2 separate regions of the Mus musculus genome follow, and region 1 is linked to region 2. A link is a loop called in an ENCODE intact Hi-C map of the cell type or tissue named here. Cell type or tissue: heart. All regions are shown on one strand. Each heading gives the region's core, and the rest is flanking DNA. Links, peaks and the distances in the headings are about the cores only.

Evidence for each region. A loop is a pair of places that touch in the nucleus more often than their neighbours do. Peaks named below come from ENCODE experiments on the same cell type or tissue, not always from the same donor. Only the 100,000 strongest peaks of a DNase experiment are listed, where the experiment ranks them.
Region 1: a loop joins it to region 2, with 2.4 times the contacts of the local background. A loop is called at or near these places in 1 of 42 quality-filtered maps.

What each region holds. Positions count from the first base shown.
Region 1 is chr7:56,126,508-56,129,007 of GRCm38, forward strand. All of the region lies in intron 23 of Herc2 (HECT and RLD domain containing E3 ubiquitin protein ligase 2), which reads left to right. Among named protein-coding and RNA genes, the nearest start is that of Herc2, 78 kb to the left of the region's middle. In heart, for the core only: no CTCF peak of the experiment used is centred there; no DNase peak of the experiment used is centred there.
Region 2 is chr7:56,041,863-56,051,593 of GRCm38, forward strand. Herc2 (HECT and RLD domain containing E3 ubiquitin protein ligase 2) reads left to right here and starts at 8,293. Exons shown (of 93, transcript NM_010418.2): 1 at 8,293-8,440; 2 at 8,994-9,086. The coding sequence starts at 9,015. It overlaps Gm34121 (predicted gene, 34121), which reads right to left and starts at 8,188. Exons shown (of 3, transcript NR_166588.1): 1 at 7,880-8,188; 2 at 652-778. In heart, for the core only: a CTCF peak has its summit at 8,381; DNase peaks (open chromatin) are centred at 8,239 and 8,899; H3K4me3 peaks cover 2,440 bases; H3K27ac peaks cover 1,774 bases.

The DNA.
Region 1 (2,500 bases), core at 1-2,500, 77 kb after region 2:
ATTAGATTTATATTAATAAATTCTCAACTCACAAAGTGCCCACAGGAAGAACTTAAAACTCAATTGATATAAACACAAGCTACACACCTAGATGGAGCAAACACACCCTACTTATTTATTATTTACTCATCTATCTAAGAAAACCCCAGGTCCCCAGGACTGCATGGTTCTGCTTCCTCTTCCTCTCCTATAGGTTCCGTCTTATCTCCTAATTTTCCTTTCTGTCTCTCTGTACTTATCTCTAAAATTCTCAGATTTTTTTCCACTGCCCAATCGTAGGCTCTAGCCTTATTTTTCACCTGCCCTCACCTGCTTACAGACAGCAATCTACAGTGAGATCTTTCATACCACAGATATTCAGAAAATGTACATTTGAAAACAATCTAGAAATTTGTAGATTTTCTAAATTAAACAAAACAAAACAAAAAGAACCAAATAACAAGATACAAAGGGACTAATGTTCTAATCATTCAATTGAATTTTAAAAGCGAAAATTTATGCTGCCCATGATAGATGCACTAAAAATCAGAGGTAGTAGAAAATATAAAAAAGGACCAAAACAAAACAAAACAAAACAAAAAACAAAGCAAAAATCAAATCAAAACAAAAAATGACAAAAACAACAAAACAAACAAACAAAAACCAGACGAGCAAAGCATACAACTGAATTAGGAAACCTAAGAGACTTAAAGAGATTCTATGAATATAGCAAAATAAATTTCAAGGAAGTCTTTTTCCCAATGAAATAGGCATTCTATAGTACAAGAATTGCTGTAAAGCTTGTTTTTCTAAAAGACTTATTTATTTTATGTATATGAGTACACTGTAGCTTTACAGATGGTTGTGAGCCTTCATGTGGTTGTTGAGAATTGAGTTTTTAGGACCTCTGCTCACTCTTTTATAAGTACACTGTAGCTGTCTTCAGGTGCACCAGAAGAGGGCGTCAAATCTCATTGGTTGTGAGCCAGCATGTGGTTGCTGGGATTTGAACTCAGGACTTTCAGAAGATCAGTCAGTACTCTTACCCGCTGAGCCATCTCGCCAGCCTGTAAAGCTTGTTTTAAATGTTATAAAAGTATACACAACTATTAGAAACCAAAAATAGCAGATAATAACAGAACTGTAATTTCAATTACTTTGATACTTAGCAAATTAATACTTCCTATTTCAAATTCCCTGTCCCTATAACCCAAGGCTCCATTAGATCAAAAGTGACAAGACTCTGAAAGCATGAAAGATGTCATCCATCTGAGTGTTCTAACTGTACCCATCAAACACAAACAACGGGAAAATACTTTTCAAATACCCACAGAACATTCATCACTGTAAACCAAATGCTACACCAAAGATTTCTTGTTCAGTTAAAAGAAATCATTTTCATACAGAATATGTTCAGCAAATCAAGAGAACTAAATCATAATTCAATAACATTCTTAACCTAGAGATACGCCCTGTGAGCTACAGTAACAATTAGTGTGGCAAGATGTAAAAATGGTATAAAAATGGCGGAGATGTTATATAGGACTGACAGTTGTTATATAGGACTAACAGTTGTTATATAGGACTGACAGTTGTTGGTGGGTTTAGACTTCTTCGTAGGAGGTAATGCATCTCTGGTCCTGTAAATCTGGTCAGAGTCACGGTTGAGTTCTTAGGAAACACTGGTGGACTTAGTACTATTGCTTTGCTAAATGGACACAGTATCAAATTGACCTATAAAGTTTTATGCCAGTACCCATGTACTCTATGGATAGCTCTCAGACTTCACCAGAGAAGTTTCTTTGTACTGTGGCTGGTAGTTGAGGAAGAAGCTTGCGACTGGTCAAAGTACAGAGCACAAGGTACAAGTGTCTCTGGAGTGTACAGCCACACATTGGATATGATTCTGACTCCCTACCCACTCCAGGGCTTATGGACCATCATGGATAGGGTGTAGACATATTTCAAGAGCCAGAGAGGTTTGGGAGGACCAGTGTGAAGCAGACATCCAGACACAGCAGAATTGTTGCACTGTAAAACTCATAGCACTCGTGGTTGCTTACGCAGACCTGTGAAAGATGAGGGTATTCAACATTGTACCATGGATTGTGACGGGGGTTTCTAATGATTTACTTCCAACCGAGGAGCTAGGGAGAGTCAATGGTGTCACTTTTCTTTGTGGGTGTGGCTCCTGGACTCAAGTAGAAGAATCCATACTCATGAGTATATGGGCAACAAAAATTGGACTGGGTAGATTATTAAAAACAATACCCCCCCCCCCCCATAAATCTTGAGTGGGTATGGAGCAGGTGGGCCAGCATCTGGGAAGAATTGGAGGAGAGGGGAAGGTGGCAAATGTGATAAAAATACATTGTATACATGTATGAAATTCTCAGAAAAATTATTAAAAATGTTATATTTAAGATTGGATTTTTCATGATATACTTTGATCATATTCTCTACATTTTTCTGCCTTATTCCATTCCCCATCCCACCAGATTCTTTTTTTCCCTCAAAATTA
Region 2 (9,731 bases), core at 7,232-9,731:
GGGGGTCCAGAGGCTTCTCCACCTCATTCAATATACCCCTCGTGCCTCAAATAAGGAGAGATTGAACACTGGGAAGAGACTTCTACAACCCAAGTGCCTATCTTCTCTCTCTACACACAGGATTCTCCTTTCTTTCCCTCTCTATCATGTTCCCAGAGAGTTTGGGAGACTTGATAAGACTTAGGGGAACACCACTTATGGTTCCTCTTCTTCCTTCCTTCCTTCCTTTCTTTTTCTGTCTGTCTTTCTTTCTTTTTCTTTGTCTTTCTTTCTTCCTTTTTTCCTTCCTTCCTTCCTTCCTTCCTTCCTTTCTTTCTTTCTTTCTGGAGGGGGAGGGCAGGGTTTCTCTGTGTAGCCCTGGCTGTCCTGGAACTCACGCTATAGACCAGGCTGGCCTCAAACTCAGAAATCCACCTGCCTCTTCCTCCTGAGTGCTGGGATTAAAGGCATGCGCCACCACTGCCCGGCGCAGTTCCTTTTCTAACTGAGTAAAACCACCACACAAGACTGCTAAGGTTTTAAATCAGGATTAACTATTTTCCGTAAGTCAATTTTAGCTTTAAATTCCAGTCAAAACGCAGGGTCATAGATCTGTCTAGTTTTAGCCTACTAGGTTCTCAGATGTGACAAGATGGCATTTAGTAAACTCACCTTCTCCTACTCAGTTTCTTCATGTGCTCCGGAGCAACAGCGCCACCTATAGGCCCAGTGCTCACCTTTCGTTACTTTTGCTCTTAATGGATGGATTCCTTTCCTAGCAGCAGCTTGTGTCTAGGAGCTGAAGAGAGGTAAAAAGGTGATCCAAACAGAAGTTGCTTGATACTCACCATTACAATTTTTCCTCCTATATCTGTGCCAATCTAAAACAAATGTTTGGTTAGTGATGCCATTATGGTGGCAACAGCCATGTGGTTTGACTTCTGTTTTGGAGAGTGAGATCATTAAGGTGTTGGCAGCTGTGTTACTTCACTGCTACCTTGGTTAATGAAGCTGCATACCTTGGACCAAAATGGTGGCGTCTATATAATTTCCTAGTACCACTGAGCCTTCAGGGTATAACTACACCCCTAGAATGTCATGCACCTCAGGCATTCAGTCACATATCCCAATTCCATTTTCACACCCCCCTCTGCCTCGTGGGTTTTACTTTCCTGGATGCCTAATGAGATCATGGAAATTCAAAGCCCAAGCTGAGACTCCAAAGTGACCTCTATTGCCAAGTAATAAAGCCAAAATATTTTTATATCAGACTAAGGAGGCAGGGATATATGTATGTATGTATATATATATATATATATATATATATATATATATATATATATATATACACATATATGTATATATATGAATATATATTCATTTTAAATAAAAAACTATATAGTTTATTTATCTACTGGTTTCTAGAGGAGAAACTTGAGAGTTTTCTGAGCCCTGTGCCCCTAACAGTATCCAGTTACCAAAGAGAGCTGACAGAAATGGCTGACTTGGAAGGCTGGTATGACTTTTCGGCAGCCCAGGGGAAAACTTGGAAGAGTATACATCCCACCTGAGACAGCCAGGAGTTAGAGTAGGAAGCAAAGAAAAATCAGTCTTCTTGATTGGGATGCTGGGAATGAAGGCTATGCTGGGTCTTAACACCCAAACTTTCTCCCAATGTCTCCAAGCCTGTTTTTCTCTAATCGGGACAGAATTTTCTTTTCCTCCCTGTGACTCCTTTGTTCTATATCTGTTTCTGTCCCACAGGGCCTGCTAATTCTGCGTTTATTTTCCAGTTACAGTGATGTGGGCACACTAGGGAGAAAGAAGCAGTTGATGCCATCTCCTCCAAGTTCTTTGACTTGAGCATCATAGGCTTTCCAGGGCGTTCTTAGCTGAGTTCTGCTGGCTGCTGTACACATCAACTGGATGGTGGTGTACTGTGTGATCCAGTTCTCTATTGGCTACTTGTGCTCATTCAGAACCAAACGAATGGTTACAGGAGATAATTCTCTGGACTGTACAAGGAACAAAGAGAGTTATTTTGTTCCTGCCTTCTGTTTTCTGGAAGGTTTGCTTGGGACCTTACAAAGCTCCACAGTTGAACAGTATGCACACAGGTACTTATTGCATTGCCCTACTGTGGAGTTTGGATTCAGCCCTCTTTTCTTAAGGCAGTATTGTACAACAATAGCATGTGGGCCAAATAACTACCAGGTACCTAGGAACCTCTATATCTGCTTATAAAAGATTGGTACATCAATAAGAACATCTGTGTCTGCTCACAAAAGATTGTCACAGCTGGGCTCACTGACTATTGATAAAGATTAGGATGGCTGAATAATTATTTTCTCCCAGAACTGAAAATAGCAAGTCACACAAAGATATGTAAAAACTGAGAATTCGTGTGTCATGCTAAAATTTCTAAGTTCAAAAATATTCATTTGAGATCTCTGTTTAAATATAGATCTAATCAAAGTTTATCTAAAAGCTTTCCTTTTTGTTTTTACCCTCGCTTAATCTAATATTACACATAGTGAAAAGTCCTAGACTGGTGGCTGGAGAGATGTCACAGCAGTCATGAGCATGCACCATGGTTCAGTGCCCAACTCCCATCCCAGGCAATTCACTGCTTGTGGCTCCAACTCTGGGGAGATCTAATGCCTCTGGCTGCTTCATGCACTCGTATTGACAAGCACATACGCATACACAGACACACTGACATACACATAATTAAAATAAAAATAAATCTTAAAAAAGTACCAGACTGGTATAAGAACTGATCTTCTGCGCATTCAATTACTCTATTTAGAGACCAATACTAATGTCATCAGAAGGATTAATAAGGTTGAATATTTTTCCTTGCCCCCCCCCCCCAAAGTCAACTAGGTCCCAGGGAACTATGGGGCATTTCTCAAAATGACCTGTAACTGTGGGGGAATCACCTGTTCTTTTGTTTAAGGACGCCATGAGGGCCCACCAGTGAACTCTAACTAGTGTCCAGTCTACAACAAAGGATAACACAGAGCAAAATATTGCTGGATGCTTCCCAGTGAAGCCACAGCCAGGTCAAACAAGGCCTTTGACTTATCCTCACATAGACAGGACAACTGGTACAAGAAAGGCTAGAGGAGGCAGAGAGTTACTTCAAGCCCAAGTGATTCCTGAGTACCAAACTCTCAACTGGACTTAACAGTAACAACAACGACGACGACGAGACGACGACGACGACGACGACGACGACGACGACGACGACGACGACACGACGAGATGTATTTTGCCAATTTGAATGGTTTAAAACAGGAATAGCTTTATTCAGGAAAGTGTAACCAAAGGCTATGATGATTGATATGTTTCCTCAACAGTTCAAGGGACCGGTCTTAGTTCACTTTTATTGTTGTGATAAGCTCTACGATCAAAAGCTTTACAGCTTACAGTCCATCATGTAGAGAAGTCAGGGTAGAAACTCACGGCCGGAACCTGGAGGCAGGCAGGAACTGAGGCAGAGAAGACAGAGGCATGCGGCTTACTGGTTTGCTCCCTATGGCTTACTCAGCCTTTCTCTTATATATCCCCAAGTATGGTACCAGCCCCAGTGGGCTGAGTGGTCCCATGTCAATCATGAAACAAGAAATGCACAAATGAACTAGCTTGCCCAGGATTATACTCCACAGACAGTCTTTAATTTGTGAGATTTTTTTTATACTGCTATTTCTCGCTAATGATTTCTTCTTGATAAGAAAAATGCTGCTCAGGTATAATACTTTCAATATTTTAATATTGAATATTGCTGCGCTTATCTACAGCCCACTATTGTTTTAACATAAAAATTAAAACATGGCTAAGATTCTTTCTTCCCTCTATTTATATGCTGATTCTAGCTACTCCAAATGACCTGAATGCTGATCCTGGGTCCACGAGGAAGAACCAATACATTGGGAGCTCTTGATATCCCATCAAGAGATTCTAATGGAGCCTGGCAGTGGTGGTGCACGCCTTTAATCCCAGCACTTGGGAGGCAGAGGCAGGCGGGTTTCTTAGTTCAAAGCCAGCCTGGTCTACAGAGTGAGTTCCAGGACAACTAGGGCTACACAGAGAAACCCTGTCTCAACTCCCCCCCCCCAAAAGATTCTAATGGATTTTGACTTGGACATTTAAAACATATTCACTCTGGGGCTGGAGAGATGGCTCAGCGGTTAAAAGCACTGACTGCTCTTTCAGAGGTCCTGAGTTCAATTCCCAGCAGCCGCATGGTGGCTCACAGACATCTGTAATGAGATCTGATGCCCTATTTCTGGTGTGTCTGAAGAGAGCAATTGTGTATTATATACATAAAATAAATAAAGATTAAGAAAGCTCATATCCTCTCTTCTTGCTTCTCCTGGACCCTTGCCAAGGACTTATAAGGGTAATAACTTTTGCATTTAGTTCTCCCTCACATCAATTTCCAGGGACCAGAGAAGAACTCCAGTTCCTCTCTATACCTGTCTCCTATATGCAGTGACAATTCTGGAATTTTGGTTTCTTTTTTTTTTTTTAAAGGATTTATTCATTTCTTTCATGTATGTGAGTACACTGTCGCTGTTGTCAGACACACCAGAATAGGGCATCAGATCCCATTGCAGATGGTTGTGAGCCACCATGTGGTTGCTGGGAATTGAACTCAGGACCTCTGGAAGAGCAGTCAGTGCTCTTAACCGCTGAGCCATATCACCAGCCCGAATTTTGGTTTCTTTAAGAAACACAGAAATATTATAAGAATGTGCTTTTGTTTTAAGCCCAGGTGTGGAGTATGGGGCTGCTTCAGACTGTCCATAATAGATGACTATAATTTGCCTCATGCTGTAGCAGAGGCATGACTTTACAGCTGCAGATATTTTCTGAGATTGTATAACGTTTGGAATTCTGGGGACTTTCCAGAGGGTATATAATGCTAGGACTCAGAAAGGCAGGGTGGGTGGTTGTTGGCTGTTGTTGGTTGCGGTTTGTTAAGAAGTTATATGCAAAGATGAAACAGCAACAAGAAAAAAATTCGATATCTCCATGGAGAAGATCAAACTTACCCCAAGGAACTTGAAGCACATAATCAGGAGAACATAGTCTATTGATAATAGACTTTCCAACTCCTGACTTTATTCAGGGGTCCTCTTTTCTCTCTCATGTAGAGTTAGGGGGTGAAAGGGTGGAAGAAAGCAGCAGCAAAATAGCAAAAGTCAGATATAGTTATACAAATGAAACTACCACAACACACTTTTGGGATCTTTTAGATAGATCCACTGGAGGTATACCCTGACTGCCATGTCTGATGGGCCCGTTCTACTTAAAATAGTCAGACTGGTAATTATCCCAATTTCTTCATGTGAGTGCCACTTCTTCAGAGGAAGGGTGTGTAATTTAAAAAGGTAAAAAAAAAATTAGCTAGGGCAGTCCAGGGTAAAAATAATATAAAAACAAAACACACACCCACATTTCTCTCTTGCCAAAAAGCACAAACAGTCCTTGGTTCTCTTGGCACTTTGACCTTGGCCAGAAACCAGAGATGTCTAGAAAGTGTGTGCATGTGTGTGACCTCTAATCTGCCGCTTAAATAATTCTATCTCCTCAGAGGGAGAACAGTAAAAGAGCAGTAAAGCTCTATTAAGAGAAGACTGCTTGTCAGGAGAATAGAATCACTGCCAGGGTGAAGGCCTTACATTCCAGTTGAGACAAGTCTATGAGTCTTGGAACCCTAGTAAGGTGGGCTCACCTTAAGTCATGCTTGAGCCATCACTTAACAGTAATTTACCGTTAATCAACACATCACAAAGTCAGCATATGCTTGCTAACCTCAAAGGTAGTTAATGTGACAAGAACTCATACTCTCTGAATCTCCCTCTTTGCACTGATTAACCAATCATGTGGTTGTGAAGTCAGGCTCCTTCCAATGGGATAATGGGATGAGATACAGTCATCACCTGCATTTAGGGATACATAACAGGGAGCACCTTGGGCATGCCTGGCTTGGGATTTCAAGAACCCTTTTTTTTTTTGAAAAAAAAAAAAAGTCACCTTGCTGAGCTACTCTTGTTTTATTCATGTGTTCTTTTGTGTGACACAAGATTATTTTACTACAAACTAAAACCAGGTCCTCTGTAAAAGTAGCCAATATTCTTAATGTCCAAGCTATCTCTTCAGCCATGTATATTAAATTACTAAAGAATAGTTTCACCTTATCATGTTCTTAAACACAAATATCCTAAAGATGATAGGAGCCAAGTTATGAAGAATTTGACAAGGACAGTCTTCCCGAGGGACTGGAAGATAGACAGCTCCCTGGTAGACATGCACAAGAGAAAGGGGACCTTGGAATATTAATGTATTTTTTCTATTGAAACATTTAAGATAGCTGACTGCCTGCTTTCTTTCTCCTCTCCAAGATAAAGACTTAGTGGGTTTTTCCTATCAGAGAGACTGTTCAGTGAGAATTTCAAATCTCCCACTAACAGGGTGTCCAGTATGGAGAAACAGCCAGCCTCCCTTTCTTTGTCTAGATTATACATTTCCCTGCAATAGCCCAAACCAGCGAGTTTAGAGAGATAGAACTACTTATTGGCAAAACATATGAAGATTTTGCCTCTGACAGAGACTATCTTTGGGTCCCTTCTCTAGTAGCTCACTCTGTCTCTGTGTATTTTGTACTTTCTTATCTCCCTCTCTGTGTTTCTGGTTTCAAGAAATCTTGGCTGAGTTTTGAGACCTTGCTTTTCCTGCTGCCTCAATCTTCAAATTGACAAATAAACACACACAGACACACACACACACACACACACACACACACACACACAAAACCTCTGCCATCCTAGACACTTCACCACATTGCCTCACTATGGTTTGAATGTCCCTTCAGATCTCCTGTTGAAATATTACAGTTTTTGTCGCAGTATTAGGAGGTGGACCCTTTAAGATGTGATCAAGTCAAGTAGACTATGCCTCATGGATCAAAATGATGTGTTTGCTTGGTGTATTCTTGCCACACATGGGTTCTCTTGCCTCTATACCATGCTATGCAACATCAGAAATGCCGTCACCAGATACCAGTGCTATGCTCTTAGACTTAGCCTCCAGAAGTGTGAGGTACAAATGCCTGTATTTATTATTCAGTCATGTTGTTACAGCAACACAAAATGGACTACAAACATCGTTTTTTTAGAGCTAGCAGACACAGTTCTAAAAATGTACGTAGGTAAACATGCTTCAGTATGTGGAGGGACGAAGGGTGTCTTGCATGAGAAGGGAGCCTAAGGGCCAGAGATGCCTCCTCGGGTGTTACCTTCTACTGGTAATTATGCTGTCATGCCTCAGGTTCAAAGCCCTGTCCACCCTAACTGTATTTTGGATGTGGTTGAATTTGAAACCTTGTTCAGATACTTTTGAGTTGAAGCAGAAGTAAATTAGAGTCACACAGTCTTTGGGAGGTGTGATAGACTGTGGATCTTTTATACTGCTTCCTGCTGCTTGAAACAGAGATGTGATGTCTGAGCTATGGCAAATCCCTTGACCCTTGGGAGTGAGTTTGAAGATACATACCAAGGATGACAAAAGACAGGTATTTTAACGTTGCAACTGGGCCACCATACCACTGTGGCATATCCCTCATTGCTGCCTTCTAACACGTGGGAAAAAAATGAACCATCGTATTTAAAACAACAAATCGCACCCAGTTCCTATTTCAAATGTTCTAAGTCCTTTCTTTGCCTTCTCATGGAAAAGTTTAATTTCCACATGCTTGAAGATTATGTTATGTTTTATTTGTAGTTATTTGATTATTCCATGATGATCAGAGAACATATTTTGTGTGATTTTAATTGCTCTTTTCTTACTCCCGCACCCCCATTCCCCCAGGGTCTCTTAACCCAGAATTCACCTGCTTCTGCCTTCCTGGTGCCAGGGTTAAAGGCGAGTACTACCAGGCCCGGATCAATTACTTTTTCTTAAATTTCCTCTTCTGTCCACTGACTCAAAGGCCAAAAGGACGCTGTCGTTAAAGCACAGGGAGCCTCGAGAACCTCGTCCCGCTGCAAATACCTTACCAACTTCGGGTCCCTGGAAGCAAACACAGTCTGGGAAGGGTTGGGACTGGGCAAGCCAGCGTGCGTGCGCACAAGTCCCACCTCCCGGCGTCTGCGGTTGGCTCTCGCTGAGCGGGTGAGTCTCAAGAAGGAAGCTGAGTCGTGCTGAAGGAAGCGGAAGTTGGGGGAGGGGCGTGCGACGCTGCTCGTCCATTGGCTGAAGCCGTCTCTCACCCTTGCGCTATTGGGCGGGCGCAGCCATGCGTCAGCGTGCGCTTCGGGCCGCAGACTGGATCGCGAGCGCCGGCCGGCTCCTGCAGGGAGTGTTCCCTCAGCCGGCTGGCGGAGCAGGCGGCGCCAGGGCTGGCCGAGCTGGGCCGAAGGAGGGCGGAGGGGCCGAAGACGGGCGGCGCCAGGTCCGGGAGAGCGGGGCCCGGAGAGCGGCGGGCGGAAGGCGGGCGTTGGCGCGGAGGAACCAGGGCCTGTGCGCCTCGGAGGCCGCGCAGTCACGGCTGTCTTTTTAGTATTTAGGCGATTGTTGTAGATTTATCTGCAGACATGACTTTTGTTTATTTACCACACTCCGCCGGACTGCTGTAGGTATAGCGGCTGATGCACACTGGTGTCATTTGTCGTTGCGATAGTGAGTTTTTTTTCCTGACGTGTGTCTGTGTGTGTCCCTTTGGATTTAAAGGAGTGGGATGACATTGTGCAGTGGTCGCCGGTGACCACTGTAGGTCCGGCCGGCGTATTGGGAAATCCCAGCGACTCTACCTCTATTGGAAGTGGTATTTCCCTCCCTTCTCCCGTTCTGGGGCCAGCTTTCCCTCTCATCCCTCATCCTCTCGTCCCCTCCCCCAGCTCTCCTTCCCTGTTTTATGTTCTGTCTCGGCCGCGTTAAACAGCAGGATGGTGTAAATAGCAGTTTAAAGAAGCTCGAGGGCTCCAGCGTTTGTGTTTGACTTGCAGGTCTGACCACCCGGAGGAAACATGCCTTCTGAGTCTTTCTGTTTGGCTGCCCAGTCTCGCCTTGACTCCAAATGGTTGAAAACAGATATCCAGGTGGGGTGAACATGGTTTTCTCTTTTCTTTGTGTGTTCCTGTCTCTATAAAAAATGTTTGCTTGAGGAGAATGTGTGAGTGAATGGCAATTAGATCTTGTCTTAGGAAGATTATTTCTTATAATTTACAATGTGACATTTATTATGACTGTTGAAGAGATGCTATGTGGTTGTGGCTTAATTGAAGTTAGTTGTAAGTGCAAGAAACTTGAGATCCAGTTATGCAATTTTTCAGTATTTTTATTCTGGAGGCTTATTTTTATTTGTTTATTTTTTTAAGACAGGGTTTCATATTCCCAGGCTGGCCTTGAACTCCTCAGTGTAGGTGAGGATGACCTGACATCCGATCCTTTTGCCTCCACCTCTTGAGTGCTAGCATTGCAGCACCTTAACACCTTGCTGGGATTATGTGGTATAGTTAGGCAGGTATTTTACCAGCTGAACTCCATCCCAGGTCCTGCCAACATTCTTAATCAAGACTTGACTGTTGTTTGTTTCTTTTTCTTTTTTTCCCCCCTCTTATTTTTAGAAAGGGTCTCCCTGTTAACTCACTGTGCCTGGCTGGCCTCTGCATCCTGAGTCCTGGGATGAAAGGCATGTCCTGATATTTTTGCTATTGATTTTGTATGTCCTGATACTATGCAGG